Linked DNA regions of Homo sapiens: regions 1, 2, 3 and 5 are each linked to region 4. Evidence: chromatin contacts called from ENCODE Hi-C or POLR2A ChIA-PET data. All regions are on one chromosome and are shown on one strand. Each heading gives the region's core, a stretch centred on a gene start or an enhancer-like site at or near the end of the contact. The rest is flanking DNA. Distances are from core to core; before and after follow the strand shown.

Region 1 (2,991 bases), core at 83-2,582, 430 kb before region 4:
GAGAGGGGACAGGTGTTGAGTTGAAATGTTGCTGAAATGCTTGTGGGATTACCTGTGCTTCTGAAATGTTGTTTAAAGTGTTTGTGGGATTACTAAGAAGCACGAGTAGATCAAGTTAATATTCAGAAACTGTTTATCACATGCTGGGCTATGGGATCAATTTACTGGACTGAACTTCATACATTAAAGTTCCTTATTATTCCCTCTATCATGTAATTTAGAGAGCAAGGAGAGAACAAAGACACAGGTCAAAAAGCTTCTTTAAAATCTCACTTACTCTCCTTCTCTACTTCCATTTACCCTGAGAATAAAGAAGAATAAAGGGGTGGGAAAGGCCTATCCTCATTCCTCTTGCTCTTTCCACAGAGGACAATGAGGCAGGACTGAGCAGTGTCTTCATCCCTCACGGAATTCCAAGGTGGATGCCATCTGTGAAGCGACTTCGTGTTGGCCTGAACTTGCTAGGAGCTTTTAGCCACTCATTTGGTTGTAATCCAACACATGACGTAATAGTCGGCCGTCTGGATTAATCAGTCCCAGCTGTTGGACGCTCTGCTCTGTGTGGGGGTTCAAGCCTCTCCATCTGTTCCTGGGGCCTCTCCACTTATCCCTTCTCTGCTTGAGCCTCCAGCCATGACAGATGGCTCTTTCTCAGTATTACAGATAATTTTTCTCTGATCAGTGTCTCAGCTCCAATTTGTGCTTAACATTTTTAACTGCCCCTCATCACTGCCATCACCTTAGGCATTTATGGAGATTTATACTACATATGCATATGTATGTGTCTGCATGCATATAATGACCCGCACACACATTCATAATTTCATTCTGTTTACCATTCGCACACAACAACTAGCATTGTGGTCATGCTGGTTGCCCCTCCCTTACTGGGTTATTTCTTTTGGAGAATCTATCTAGATGATCTTACTCACTGGAAAGGCGTGATACGAAGGCGACTCAGCTGGGTGAAAACGTGGTTGGAGCATAAGAGTCCCAGCATCAAACAGTAATAGAAACAGCAGTAGCAGCAGTGTATTTCCACAGCACTCTTAAACTCGGCTTGGATTCTCTACAATGGCTGTGGGTAGAAAAAATAGCAGGGCCTCTGACGAGTTGTGGATCAACTCCAAAACCCCTCTCCACCACATTTATGAGTACTTGAAACCACAAAAGTTATAATCTCCCAGTCCCAAGGGCCTATTCTATATCCTGCTGCTCCAGCCAGGCAGCTTCATTTTTGGCTCTGAGAACCACATCTCTGTAATTACAAAACTTGAGTTCAAACAATGTGGGGATTTTCGGGAGTGGTTGAGAAAGACTGTCAATAGAGAGACTGCACATGGCAGCTGTAGCCCAAGCCAGGGAATATTCTCATCAGCAAACCACAGAACAGGCTTTGGAACAATGTCTTTTACCACACCTGCTATCCCAGTCATCTTCACACGTGAAAGGATAAAATTTACACAGATGTTTCATTTCCTCCAGGGAATATTTCAAAGCAATGATAGTTTTCATTTATTATTTTATGTCTAATTATTAGCACTGTTCTTTTTTTTTTCTTTTTTTGGCCAATGATGATAGTAGTGGTTTCCTTTAAGACTGGATATCTAAAATAGTCTACTTTATTTCCCTTAGCAATCTTTATGTTTCATATATTTGATACAAATAATACTATTGCAGTGGTGGTCAACCAGGGTTGATTTTGCCCTCCAGGGGACATCTGGCAATATCTGGAGACATTTTGGTTGACACAACTTCTGTGGGAGTGGAGGTGCTCCTGGTATCTAGCAGGTGGAGGCCAGGGAAGCTGAAAACTGGATTATTTGTTAATTATGCCACTGCTATGCTGTCAGTAAATCTGACGAATGCTGTTCCGTGAAAAGGAGAGCTCAAGGGTGTGGAATTCCAGGTGCCAGGCAAGCCTTCTTCCAGAATATTTTGACCTGGATGAAGGCTCACCCCAGAAACCAAAAAATTTTACTTTGATCTTGACTAAATTCTGGGGACCAGCCAGAATATAGGGGCTGGCATGTGATTGTGATGGGATTGTTTGCCCTGCCAGACAATGTAAGTTGGATCTATTTTTGGTGGATGTCTTGGGGCCTGGTGTCTTTTTCTTCCTCTTCAGTGCTTTTCTCAAGACTAAGGATTTTCTTAACCTATAGTCTCTTGTACAGCTAATCATATACTCTTTAAGAAGCAAACAAAATTGATGTGCATAAATCAAGTGCAAAATTGATTTAAGATTGATTTCTTTGGTTTAAAAAAAATGAGAGTGGCCGAGCATGGTGGCTCATGCCTGTAATCCCAGCACTTCGGGAGGCTGAGGCGGGTGGATTGCCTGAGCTCAGGAGTTTGAGATCAGCCTAGGGAATGTGGCAAAACCCCATCTTTACCAAAAATACAAAAAATTAGCCGGGCATGATGGCACATGCCTGTGGTCACAGCTACTCAGGAAGCTGAGTTAGGAGGATCACTTGGGCCTGGGAGGTGGAGGTTACAGTGAGCGGAGATCGCACCACTGCACTCCAGCCTGGGCAACAGAGCGGGACCCTGTCTGGAAAAAAAAATAATAATAAGAGTGGCAAATACTTGACGTGGGAGGCATGCATGACCCTGCAAAGATTTTTACCAGGTCTGCCCACCTTCTTTTTCTATTAAGCCATAAAACTTCTGAAGCCAGTCTTGCCCACAATATTCTATTTTCTAGAATCTGCAGAGTCAGAGTTCAATGAAGGATTTTTTTTAATTGTAAACCAAACTAAAAATAACCTAAAAACTTACCTTTTTGAGAGTGATGCTTCCAGACTGCAACATTATATAAGGATGATCTCTCCATCTTCTCATCCCCAGATGTCCTGCTGCTCCTAATGATAGAATACAGAGAGGCGTACCCTATTTAGGTGGGCATGTGATGTTCTTTCAGCAGATGCCCAAAGAAAAGAACCAGTGCTCTTTGTTTTGTCTCTGGTCAGCTTCTAGTACTTTTTC
Region 2 (3,136 bases), core at 579-3,078, 340 kb before region 4:
CTGCTTCTGTTTTGTGCGGCGCTGCCCCCCCACTGGTGAGGGCAGAGGGCCAGTGCCACAGCCTTTCTGGGTACCCACATTCAGTGGGTCTAGAGCTCTTGTCCCGCATCCAAGAAGAATGAGGTCATGCTGACTGTTGAAGGGTGATGAGGGCAGAGAATTTTATTGAGTGACGAAACAGCTCTCAGTGGAGAGGGGATGGGAAGATTGAGTTGTCTCTTCCCTGAAGTCAGGTCGTCTCTCCCCCAAAATCAGGTCATCTCTCCCCTGAAGTCAGTTGGCCTCTACCCCAAAGTCAGGTCACCTTTCCCCCAAAGTGAGATCATCTCTTCCTCAAAGTCAGGTCATCTCTTACCCCAGTGTGGCTGAGTCTGGATTTTTTATAGGCACAGGATAGGGGAGGGGCAGGCCGTAGGTAGCATTGGAAAAGGCAACATTCAGTTGGTGTGTGAGTATGCAAAAACAGTTAAAACAAAGGCACCAATCAAAGGTGGGCACAGTGTAAAAACAATAAGGGAAGAGTAGGTATATGTAAAATCGGTGAAAGGTGGGGATAAATCAAAGGAAAGCACACCAAATGGGACGACAGGTTCTCAATCTGGTCTGTGGATTTGACTTGTAACTTGGCCTTCAGGCTTTAAACAAGCCAAAGACAGGCTTGAAGGTGGGGTTTCACTAGGGACCTGCCCCTGTCTGCCTAGGCATTTGTCTGCCTCCTGCTGCTATCAGCAGCCAATAAGAAAGAACATGGAGGATGGTGCCTGGAGGTTTTTAATGGGCTAGACCTGAAAGTCACTCATTTTACTTCTGTCGGCATTCCATTGACCAGGATGCAGTCACATGACCACACTTAACTGCAAGGACAGCTGGGAAATGTAGCCTGGCTGGGTGCCCAGGAGGCAGAGGAGAGGGGTTTTTTTCAACAACTAGCTAGTCTATGCCAAGAAGATCTGTTCTTCTGTGCCTCCTTTATCAATTTTTGAAGCCCTAGTCAGTGAAAAGTTATGGTCATAATTATGCATCCACTACTGAATTCATAACTATAAAACAAAAACCTCACTGAATTAATGCATGGTATTAACCAAAGTATGAAACCAAGGGTTGAAAACAATTTTTTAAGTTCATCTTGAGCTGGATAAAAATTAAATTGAAATATGCCTGTTTCTGGAGACTTGCAGCTAATTCAAATGTCACTGTCATTATCATGTGGAGAGCTGTCACTTTACTTCATCTGGAAGAGTCACTTGGTACCATGGATCCTTAGAAATGCTATGTGCATAAATAAATGTTGCCTCCAATTGCTTGACAAAGGCAAGCGGCCCAAAGAAAAAGCCACTCAGGTGGAGACAATTAAATGTGATTGCAATTGAATGACTCAGCTGGGGATGGGGAATCACAAGACCTAGGAGAGAAGGAATTGTGTAGGAGTGGAATTGTGTGATCAAACCTAGGAAACAGTTGGCTAATCTCAGAGCAATCAGTCTAAAGGCTTTTCATGTAAATGTAGAATCAGAGATTTGAGGAAAACACAAGGGTCTAGGAAAGCAGGCCCTATATAGCAGTAGCCAAATGGAGTAAGAAAAGACAAACAACTGAAACAGTTTCTTCTTTATGACATGGGTAGCATGTCCATTAAATTTCTAAAGCTGCACACACCTCTTTGTTTGTGATGAAAGAGGTCAGGAAATCTCATGGACTGTGCATAAATGAAAGAAAGTGCCTGGCAAGTCATCTTATTTCCTCTTTTAGTGTTATCTCCAGATGCCCTCCTGTGAGGTGACTTAAGAAGGCAGCCCTTCCTGAAAGAGGAAGCACACAATGATAACAGCTGCCATTACTGAGCATACAGCATTGTAAACCAAAAATCAAGCCATGCAACAGACTGATGGGCCCTCCCCTTGGCCAAGGGCATTCCAAAGTTAACCTAAAAAACCAGTTCAGGCCGTGATGGGAAGTAGGGGTCGGACATGCCTCATTACACCCTCCTCCCATTGGAATCTGGGCACAGCTGACCAGCATTAACATTAAAACAGAGCCCTTAAGACTGATAGAACAGTCAAAAAGAGTTTGAATCTTTTTGTTGACGGCATGGACCAGGTACACAACTAGGTACTTACCCATGTTATCCCCATTTCAGGCAATGATTACTTTTGAAAGCAGCTAACTTGCTAATTATATTTCTTATTTTTCCTGATAGTGCTAAATAAATAAGATATATCAAAACCATTTAAAAATAGCAATTCTGGAGAGATAGCTTCCCTTCCTCTCTAAGTGTGATAGAAGATGGTTCGTCAAAGATGGATATATTTAGAGATATAAACTAAACTTGCTGGTAGAAATATTAAAAATATTTAAATGGGTCAACTTGAATTAAGCAGTTTTTGCTACTCTCAGGAGTTATTTTCTAAAGAATTCATTAGTGACGAAAAAATATTGTGAGAGAAGTGCTGAAAACATATTGTGAGAGAAGTTATCACTCAAGCTCTATGTATTTATTCCTATATAGGGCTAGGCACTAGGCTTATATGAGATTAAAAGCATGGTCATAGCTTGTCTGGAGTCTTCAATTTGGGGAAGAAAAAAAGGTAGTATTCAAATATTAAAATCACTTGGGGAGTTTTAAAAGATACTGTGAGACACTAGTGAGACCCCAGCCCCAACCAGTTTTTTGGATTCTTGACACTGTCACAAGAAAGAATTTGGGGATAAGTTGGAATGATGTGAAAGACAGGAAGCTTTATTGCAAAGCAAAGGTACACACTTAAGAGAGAAGTGTGGGCGTGCTCATAAGAATGAGTTGCCCACAGTGGAGTATGGGTTTCTAATTTTGGGGGTTTTTTTAAATTAAGGGGTAAAATAATCATTAGATTTTCTGGAAAAGAAGGGGATTTCAGCCCTGCCCCAACTCCCCATTACTGCCCCCTTTCTCCCTTATGTTGGTTTGCCCAGAAGAGTCATGGACACGTCACCCTGACCAAGATTTTTGTCATTTTCTCTCCCCTATTTGGGGTTTTCTGTTATCCTGTGATTTCTTTGCCTAGTTCTTGATTTAGCTGTTGTCTGGGTTTTTCCATCCTCCTGCAACTGCCCAGTGCTATTCCTATCTCACAAGGTAGGTAGCCAAGGTTGAGACCCT
Region 3 (3,163 bases), core at 136-2,635, 490 kb before region 4:
GCTTTGGCAAGTTACTTAAACTCTCAGTATCTTAATTTTCTTCATCTGTGATCTGGGAATGATGATAATAATGCATCTAACTTGTAGAGTTTTGTGTTAAATGAAGAAACACACAAAAAGTACTTGCCTGGCTCATAATATGCACCATAGGTGAGAGCTGTTTCGCTTATTTACTATTCATTTTATGTAACCTTGTGCTGTTATTGATTTACACACACACACACACACTTCTTCCATTGCTCTTTCATGTCTCAGTGGTTGTACTTATCATCCATAAAGAGAAATTCCATTTTCTAAAACAGCACATTTCTAGGAGCCAGGGAATATGCTTCTTCACTCACTAGCTGTGCCATGAGCACTTCACTTATTTTCTCAGTATTTAGGTTTCTTCATTTGATAAAGAAAGCTGGCCAGGTACAGCGGCTCATGCCTGTAATCCCACCACTTTGGGAGGCCGAGGTGGGTGGATTGCTGGAGTCCAAGGTGGAAGGATTGCTTGAGGTCAGGAGTTCAAAATCAGCCTGGGCAATGTAGTGATACCTCATCTCTACTAAAAATCAAAAAAATTAGCCAGGCATGGTGGCATGCACCTGTAGTCCCAGACACTCGGGAGGCTGAGGCTAGAGAATCACTAGATTTAGGGAGGCGAAGTGAGCTGTGCAGTGAGCTGTGATTGTACCACTGCACTCCAGCCTGGGTGACACAGTGAGACCCTATTAAAAAAAAAGAAGAAGAAGAAAGAAAAGGGAAGGTATTGTCTTTATTTCAGTTCCCCCCAAAAAAGACCCTGATAAAGTGCTAGTCATTTACTTGGGAGGTGATTGAAGGAAACTCCAATAATGGAGTGAGAAGGTGAGCCTGGAAAGGAAGGAAAGGCAGGGAAGCCCTTAAAAGATACACTATCAAGCTACTTCCTGCTATGGACAAAGGGACCACAGGGCTTCATCCCACGAAGAGCTCTCAGCATAGACCACCCCATGCCTCAGAGGTACACCCCCAAAGGAAGAGCTTGCTGGCTATTTAAACACCATCTCCCTTCAGGCATTGGTTGAGAGCTGCTGGGACGGTGGTGCATTCAATCTCAGGCTCTCCTCCCTCTGTGGGTGGGCTGAGCAGGCCCAGCCTCGAGAGGAAATTGGCAGTCAGCTGAAAGTGGGGCAGCACATACCACAATGGGAAGGTCTGAGGGGGGCCTCTCTAGGCTAAAGTGGTGATTGATTCAACTCAGTAAATATGTTTTTGCGGGGGAGAGAGGGAAGTGGCAGAAGCTATTCTGTCCAAAGAACTTTGCTAGCTAAGCAACAGGCTATGAAGATGAGTAAGAAATGGTTCCAGACTTTAAGGGTGTCACAATTCAGTGGCAGAGATAGGCATGTTAACAAATATTATATTAACAATCTTTACTGTGTAAGGAGTCCAAGACTAGAAGTTTGTTTATTTTTACCTAACAGACTGGTAAATAGTGAGGCTATGGGAAAACAGACAATCTCATGCATGGTTGCTAAAAGGAATGATTTGCCAATGTTTTTCAAAAATACAAATGTGTTTGTTTACTCTTTGACCCAGCAATCCATCTTCCGGGAATTTATCCTATAGATCTGCCTGTACATGAACAAAATGATGAATGTGCAAGGTGATTCATTGCAGCATCATTGTAATAACAAAAGACTAGAAATAATCCAAGCGAACATCAGGAGGGACTGGTTAAATGCAGTGGAGTAATTTGCAGCTGTATAAAAGAGTGAAGGAGTCTTCCCCAGAATATATTGTTAAGTTAAAAAAAATCAAAATGAAAAGGCAGAGTATATGTGGTGAGATAGAGGATTCAGAGCTGATCAAGGAAAGGACATGACCACGAAATGACAGTAGCACAAATGAACTTTGTTTGGGTGGTGCTTGGTTAGCATACGTGAGTGAAGTTCTTCACAGCAGGAGACCTTCCAGAAAGAGCAGCATGGAGCCACCACCCAGAAGAGGAAGAGAACAAGGGCATTCCCAGGGGAGAGGGAAATCGGAGAAGTGCCTCCTGCAGGTAGATGATGTTACCCAGTAACAAGATGGGGAGTCTTTGGGGTCAGAGAGCTTGAATCGGCAGCAGTGGCTTGGTGTCTTTCGTATCCCCAAGGTTCATCTTATCTATGGCTAGCAGATGTTGGGTACAGCTTCATAGGATGTGCAAGACAGGCAGGCTTTAAATAGCTAAAAATATGGTTATTTGGGCTACATTTAAGGCAATCAGATGTATATGAATTTGAGTTTAGTGCCAGAGGGCTTTGAGCTAATTGTCCTAGCCTGCTGTGAAGATGTAAACAACATGGGGACCAATATCCAGGGCCCCCCACCTTTAGCCCATTTATATAACAGCATGTAACATGTTAACTCTATGTAAGAATGAGGGAGAAATCAGAACATATATGTGTTTGTACATAGTTCCATAAAGAAACATTGGAAGTATATGCAAGAAACTAATAAAAGGAATGAGGCAATAGGGTGGAGGACAGACCAGCTTATGGATGCTAGTAAGACTTCTCAATATATATTTTTTATACCATTTTTATTTTTGAACCACGTGAAGGTATCACTTGAAAAAACAAGTAAAATTAAAGCAAACGAAGAAGAGGGTTGTCCAAAGTTCACAAGCATCATGGAGGCAGGTGGTTAACACTGTTGGAGGGATGGGAGATTATGGTTTTAGTGCAATCACATCATTCAGGTATTTATTTACTGTCCACCTTGTCCTAAAACTTTAGTTCTGGCACATAGTAGGCACATGATAAATATCTTTTTGAATTAACAAGTAAGCAATGCAGAATTTGAGAAGCTAGTTTTCTTTTTCTTTCTTTCTTTTCTTTTTTTATGGAGAGACAAGGTTGCAATCTTGTCTAGGCTGGAGTGCAATGGTGTGGTTATAGCTCACTGCAACCTCGAACTCCTGGGCTCAAGTGATCCTCCCACTTCAGCCTTCCAAGTAGCTGAGACTGCAGGCATGCCACCATGCCCAACTAATGTTTTTAACTTTTTATAGAGAAAGGGTCTCACTATGTTGCCCAGGCTGGTTTTGAACTCCTGGCCTCAAGCAATCCTCCTGCCTTGGCCTCCCAAAGTGCTGGGATTATAGGTGTGAGCCACCACACCTGGCCAAGAAGCTAGTTTTCAAGTTCAA
Region 4 (3,087 bases), core at 427-2,926:
GTGGGAGAGATTAAGCTGAAGGAAGTTTTTGTGGTAAGGGGTGATATTGTGGGGTTGTTAGAAGAAACATTTGTCATTTAGAATTATTGGTGATGGCCTGGATACAGTTTTGTATGAATTGAAAAACTAAACGGAATAAGAGAAGGAGAAAACAGGTATTAAAGGACTAAGAATTGGGAGGACCTAGGACATCTAATTAGAGAGTGCCTAAGGAGGTTCAGCATAGCCTTGCCAGTAAAGATTATTTATTTACTTCAAGAGTTTAGAGTGGCAGTTTGGGGATAGCACCAGGAGATATCAGCTGTGATGTCTTGGAGAAACAGTGTAAACCGGCAGTGTAAACAAGAGCAGGGCATGTATGAGTAGTTGAGAACGGTGAATAGGAGTATGACTAGACAGAAGATAGTAGGGATGACAAGTTTTTTGGGGCACAGTCTAAGTTGGTCTGGTGTCTGGAATGAGACTGGGGCCTAATAAAAAGGAGCGTCTATACAGGAGCTCAAATGGGCTGTACCCTGTAGCATTCTGAGCACAGGTCTGACTTCTGAGAAGGAAAAGTGGTAAAAGTATTGTCCAGTCCTTTTTAAGCTGGTGGCTGAGCTTGGTGAGGTGTGTTTTTAAAAGACCTTTAGTCCGTTCTACTTTTCCTGAAGACGGAGGACCGTAAGGGACATAAAGGTTTCCTTGAATACTAAGAGCCTGAAAAACTGCTTGGCTGATTTGACTAATAAAGGCTGGTCTGTTATCAGACTGTATAGAGGTGGGAAGGCTAAACTGAGGAATTATGTCTGACAGAAGGGAAGAAATGACTGCGGTGGCCTTCTCAGACCCTGTAGGAAAGGCCTGTACCTATCCAGTGAAAGTGTCTACCTAGACTAAGAGGTATTTTAGTTATCTGACTCGGGGCATGTTGAGTAAAGCTAATTTGCCAGTCCTGGGTGGGGGCAAATCCTCGAGCTTAATGTGTAGGGAAGGGAGGGGGCCTGAATAATCCCTGAGGAGTAGTAGAATAGCAGACGGAACACTGAGAAGTTATTTCCTTGATGATAGATTTCCACAATGGAAAGAAAATGAGGAGAGATTCTAAGAGGCAGGCTAGTGGCTTGTACTATAGCATAGCCTGCCTTTGCTGGTGTGTGGCGATTAGGCCTGGTGGAACTGCCATCAATAAATCAAGCGTGATCGGGGGAGGAACAGGAAAGAAGGAAATATGGGGAAATGGGGTGAATGTCAGGTGGATCAGAGAGATACAGTCATGGGGGTCAGGTGTGGTATCAGGAATAATGTGGGAGGCCGGATTGAAGTCTGGGCCAGGAACAATGGTAATTGTGGGACTTAACAAAGAGTGAGTACAGCTGAAGGAGCCGGGGAGCAGAAAGTATATGCATCAGGTATGAGGAAGAAAATAGATTTTGGAAGTTATGAGAAATGTAGAGAGTGAGTTGAGCATAGTTTGATTTTTAGGACCTCTAAAAGTATTAAAGCAGCGGCAGCCGCTGCCCACAGACATGAGGGCTAGGCTAAAACAGTAAGGTCAAGTTGTCTGGACAGAAAGGCTACAGGGTGCGGTCCTGGCTCTTGTGTAAGAATTCTGACCACACTAACCATGCCTAGGAAGGAAAGGAGTTGTTGTTTTGTAAGGGATTGAGGTTTGGGAGATTAATCGGACACGATCAGCAGGGAGAGCACGTGTGTTTTTATGAAAATTATGCCAAGATAGGTAACAGACGAGGATGAAATTTGGGCTTGACTGAAGTAATGGGGGCTGCCTGTGAAGCCTTGCGGCAGTACAGCCCAGGTAATTTCCTGAGCCTAATGGGTGTCAGGGTCAGTCTAAGCGAAAGCGAAGAGAGGCTGGGATGAAGGGTACAAAGGAATAGTAAAGAAAGCACGTTTGAGATCCAGAACAGAATAATGGGTTGTAGAGGGAGGCATTGAGGAGAGTATATAGGTTTGGCACCACGGGGTGGATAGGCAAAACAATTTGGTTGATAAGGCGCAGATTCTGAACTAACCTGTAAGCCTTGTCTGGTTTTAGGACAGGTAAAATGGGGGAATGGTAAGGAGCGTTTATAGGCTTTAAAAGGCCATGCTGTAGCAGGCGAGTGATAACAGGCTTTAGTCCTTTCAAAGCATGCTGTGGGATGGGATATTGGCATTGAGCGGGGTAAGAGTGATGAGGTTTTAATGGGATGGTAAGGGGTGCATGATCGGTCGCTAAGGAGGGAGTAGAGGTGTCTTATACTTGTGGGTTAAGGTGGGGAGATACAAGGGGAGGATGTGAAGGAGGCTTTGAGCTAGGGGAAAAGGTGGCAATGAGGTGTGGCTGTAGCCCAGGAATAGTCAGGGAAGCAGATAATTTAGTTAAAGTGTCTCGGCCTAATAAGGGAACTGGGCAGGTGGGGATAACTAAAAAGGAGTGCTTAAAAGAGTATTGTCTAAGTTGGCACCAGAGTTGGGGAGTTTTAAGAGGTTTAGAAGCCTGGCCGTCAATACCCACAACAGTTATGGAGGCAAGGGAAACAGGCCCTTGAAAATAAGGTAATGTGGAGTGGGTAGCCTCCGTATTGATTAAGAAGGGGACGGACTTACCCTCCACTGTGAGAGTTACCTAAAGCTTGGCATCTGTGATGGTCTACAGGGCTTCTGAGGCAATCAGGCAGCGTCAGTCTTCAGCCGCTAAGCCGAGAAGATCTGGGAAGGAGTCAGTCAGAGAGCCTTGGGCCAGAGTTCCAGGGTCTCTGGGAGTGGCTGCCAGGTGAGTTGAACAGTCCGATTTCCATCCAATTTCCAGTGGGGTCCCGCACAGATGGGACACGGCTTAGGAGGAATCCTGGGTTGCGGGCATTCCTTGGCCTGGTGGCCAGATTTCTGGCACTTGTAGCAAGCTCCTGGGGGAGGCGGTTCTGGAGGAATGCCTGGCTACTGCGGTTTAGTCGTTTGGAAGTTCTTGTGTGCTGGAGATGTGGCTGGGGTTTGTCTCACAGTGGAGGCAAGGAATTGCAACTCAGAAATATGTTGCTACTTGGCTGTCTCTATTATTGTACACCTTGAAGGCGAGGTTAATTAAGTCCTGTTGTGGGGTTT
Region 5 (2,899 bases), core at 355-2,854, 280 kb before region 4:
AAGAAAACAGTGATTGACCCTGGCATACCTTACAAAGTGGTTATGTCAGAGAAAAGACCATTGGATTGCAAATAGGACAGTATTCAATGACCTTACCAAACCCAGTTTCAGTGCAATGGAAGGGGCAGAACTAGACTCTAGAGGTTGTGGAAAGAAAGGGGGATCCTACAGCCAATCCATGCTGTTAATATCTACACCACAACAGAAAATCTAGGCTAGAATGCATGTAGAAGTAATTACAAACACACTGATTTATTTATTTATTCCTTCATTCAAATATTTATGGCATGCCTATTTTGTACTTGCCAATGACAAAAGAGACATGTAAAAATCATAGTTGAGAGCAGGGGAGTAGGCAATAAACAAAGAAACTTATAACCTGACGTTTGGTGATAGCAAGAGCAACAAAGTCGATTTTGCCTAGTGTAAATACGGAAGAAGGGCTACTGCAGCATTGACAGAGATGGCAAACACATGGGAAGTCAAGGTTTAGAGAAAAAAAGAGGCCGGAAGCAGTGGCTCATGCCTGTAATCCCGGCACTTTGGGAGGCTGAGGCAGGAGAATCACTTGAGCCCAGGAGTTTGAGACCCGCCTGGGCAATACAGTGAAACCCTGTTTCCACAAACAATTTTTTAAAAATTGGCTGGATGTGGTAGCGCATGCCTGTGGTCCCAGCTACACAGGAGGCTAAGATGGTAGGATTGCTTGAGCCAGGGAGGTCGAAGCTGCAGTGAGCTGTGATTGTACCACTGCACTTCAGCCTGGGTAACAGAGCAAGACCCTGTCTCAAAAATAAAATAAAAAAGAAAAGCAACAAGCCAGTAGGGCTCATTTGTTTATTTATTCATCATACTACAACTAACAATATAGGGAAACATTTACAGACTGCTTACATCAGTGTATTCAATTAACAGGATGAAAAAAATAATTTAGGAAAGAATCAAAGAAGGAAAATAACATTAAAAAGTAAGACAAAGCATAGGGGTAAATTTGGTGTGCAAACCATTTCCCTACGTGCTTGCTAGAAGAGGGCAGAAAGTTTGTCTCTAAGCTTTTCTGTGGCAAAGACAGAAGCAAAACAATAAAAACAACAACAATGTTAACAACAGCAATAGTAGTAACCATATTAACCTTTTCATGCGTGCCAAGCACTGTTCTAAGTTCTTTAACCCTTACAACTCCAGGAGATAGAGTTTTTTTGTTCGTGTGTGTGTGTGTTTTGTTTCATTTTACAAATGAGGAAATCAATCACAGATAAATTTGGTCAGTGTGGCAGATGGATTATTGTTATTAATTCTTCTCTCCCTCCCTTTGCCGTGTGACCTAGCATTGCAATAGTACAGAGTGCGTCCCCACCCCTTGACTTTGGGCTTAGCCAGTGGAAACTCTGCAAACTTGACTGGAACTTTAAAGCTGAAGAGGCACAGGTGTGTGATTGGGCATGACATCTTATGCTCCTGTGATTCACCGTGAGGAGAATATACCCTGAGTAGCTGCTGGTCCAGAGAGAGTGAGGAAACACATGAAGCAGGCCTAAAACCAATGTGCAGCCTGGAGGCAAGCTCTCCTAATCCTGGATGATTCCAGCCAAACCACAGCTGACCCATAGACCTGTGCGTGGAAACATGACTATAAGCTCCTGAGAACTGGAGATCGTTTGTTAAACAGCAATGACTAATTAACACTTTCAGTTTCAATGCACCCCTAACCTGGAGTCCCTGAATATCCGTAGTAAGCAATGGATTTTACATTCCTTAGGTGGTCTCATGAATATTCATTCTTACCACCAAGCTTTTCGTAAGGATTGTGCAGTTATTAGAATTCAGTAAGTAGTCTTCATTGTGCCTTTTATAAGCAACATAAATCAGGTTCAAACAATTCATTTCCCGTGGTTGAAGATAGGAATAAAACAAATTGCTTATATCTATCACAATATATGTACGAGAAAGAGGAAAATTTTTAATCCAGTTATACAAAAATTTTAAATCAAAAGCAGGTGACCCAGAAAGAAAACAAGAAGGGAAAAACTTGCTTTAGTCATGCCTTTTGCCTAGAGTCTACCTAGCTTCCTACTCCTGGGCTTAGGATTTTTCATGAAGGCTGGTAGAAGCATGGGGCTCAAACCAGTTCTAGCTGATGCCAAAATATTACAGAGAAAAAGGCAGCAGGAAGCAAACAGAAGACAAGAAAGAGAAAAAAAATCAGGTTTCTCTCAAGCCTCTCAGATTAATCATTAACACCAGTATTTTATCCTTTGGCCATTATAAAAGTTAATTTTAATCAGAGTTAGTTATCCTAATTTCCAAATCATTTTCCATGTTTCCATTATTCTCTATGTCTTTTAAGGTATTTTAAGATGGATCTGATGTGAAGCCCTACTGTCTGGGCATCTGTAACTAAAAACACTCTGACTCTATAGAATTGAAGTTATTTTTAGAATACTGAAAATTCCTCTGGTGCAACAGACATAGTGATGATCATAATATTTTGAAAAGAAAGTGTTTGGTTGGGTTGTATGTAAGAGAAAGGCACACACACACACACAGACCAGAAACAAGTGGTCAAAAACCAGGACTCAGATTTTTTTTCCCAGTGTGTATTTACACAAAGAGTCTTTACAGTTCTTGAGATGGATCTACTAACGTCAACAGAGTCTTTATTAAGATTTTTCAGACCACTGATGAAAGATATAAAAATGATTTATAAATCAATTATAAAAGCTTTCTAGATTAGATTTAAAAAGAAAAGCTAATCTTATTCAAACTGGCAAGCATTGTTATTCAAGAGAATAAAGCCTTTTTAAACCACCTTCTGGTGGCTTTTTAAAAAATACTTTATTTGAACTCTTGTTTTCATAGTAAGTTGAAACTTTTATCATCGTAATCGTGTAGAAATAAT

What was found. Hi-C counts contacts between places; a loop is a spot of excess contacts on that map. ChIA-PET counts read pairs that join two places held with the same protein, here RNA polymerase II (POLR2A). Pooled maps may share reads with other maps.
Region 1: a map of GM12878 shows a loop between it and region 4 (2.4-fold over the local background). The contact joins the enhancer-like site here to the promoter of TLR8-AS1 in region 4. A Hi-C loop is called at or near these places in 3 of 168 maps with a recorded cell type or tissue (CD8-positive, alpha-beta T cell, GM12878 and OCI-LY7), 1 of 37 single-sample maps with no recorded cell type and 9 of 50 pooled maps. POLR2A ChIA-PET finds 5 or more read pairs at or near these places in 1 of 52 experiments (PC-9).
Region 2: a map of mammary epithelial cell shows a loop between it and region 4 (4-fold over the local background). The contact joins the enhancer-like site here to the promoter of TLR8-AS1 in region 4. A Hi-C loop is called at or near these places in 2 of 168 maps with a recorded cell type or tissue (PC-9 and mammary epithelial cell) and 4 of 50 pooled maps. POLR2A ChIA-PET finds 5 or more read pairs at or near these places in 1 of 52 experiments (PC-9).
Region 3: a map of mammary epithelial cell shows a loop between it and region 4 (3-fold over the local background). The contact joins the enhancer-like site here to the promoter of TLR8-AS1 in region 4. A Hi-C loop is called at or near these places in 1 of 168 maps with a recorded cell type or tissue (mammary epithelial cell), 4 of 37 single-sample maps with no recorded cell type and 8 of 50 pooled maps. POLR2A ChIA-PET finds 5 or more read pairs at or near these places in 2 of 52 experiments (A549 and AG04449).
Region 5: a loop to region 4 is called in a map of OCI-LY7, with 2.9 times the contacts of the local background. The contact joins the enhancer-like site here to the promoter of TLR8-AS1 in region 4. A Hi-C loop is called at or near these places in 5 of 168 maps with a recorded cell type or tissue (MCF 10A, OCI-LY7, PC-9 and 2 more) and 5 of 50 pooled maps. POLR2A ChIA-PET finds 5 or more read pairs at or near these places in 3 of 52 experiments (MCF 10A, PC-9 and T-cell).

The regions. Positions count from the first base shown.
Region 1 is chrX:13,375,277-13,378,267 of GRCh38, reverse strand. No RefSeq gene overlaps it. Among named protein-coding and RNA genes, the nearest start is that of LINC01203, 42 kb to the right of the region's middle. Within about 2 kb of position 1,332, at least 8 of the 41 ENCODE cell types and tissues checked have a DNase peak (open chromatin) inside an H3K27ac peak, as active enhancers do.
Region 2 is chrX:13,282,428-13,285,563 of GRCh38, reverse strand. The region is part of intron 1 of LINC02154 (long intergenic non-protein coding RNA 2154); the gene reads left to right. Among named protein-coding and RNA genes, the nearest start is that of LINC02154, 19 kb to the left of the region's middle. Within about 2 kb of position 1,828, at least 3 of the 41 ENCODE cell types and tissues checked have a DNase peak (open chromatin) inside an H3K27ac peak, as active enhancers do; they include mammary epithelial cell, where a contact is called at or near this core.
Region 3 is chrX:13,426,618-13,429,780 of GRCh38, reverse strand. No RefSeq gene overlaps it. Among named protein-coding and RNA genes, the nearest start is that of LINC01203, 93 kb to the right of the region's middle. RefSeq lists an enhancer at 858-1,375. Within about 2 kb of position 1,385, at least 5 of the 41 ENCODE cell types and tissues checked have a DNase peak (open chromatin) inside an H3K27ac peak, as active enhancers do; they include mammary epithelial cell, where a contact is called at or near this core.
Region 4 is chrX:12,941,889-12,944,975 of GRCh38, reverse strand. TLR8-AS1 (TLR8 antisense RNA 1) reads left to right here and starts at 1,676. Exons shown (of 5, transcript NR_030727.1): 1 at 1,676-1,798; 2 at 2,642-2,758.
Region 5 is chrX:13,219,801-13,222,699 of GRCh38, reverse strand. No RefSeq gene overlaps it. Among named protein-coding and RNA genes, the nearest start is that of LINC02154, 82 kb to the left of the region's middle. Within about 2 kb of position 1,604, at least 4 of the 41 ENCODE cell types and tissues checked have a DNase peak (open chromatin) inside an H3K27ac peak, as active enhancers do; they include mammary epithelial cell, where a contact is called at or near this core.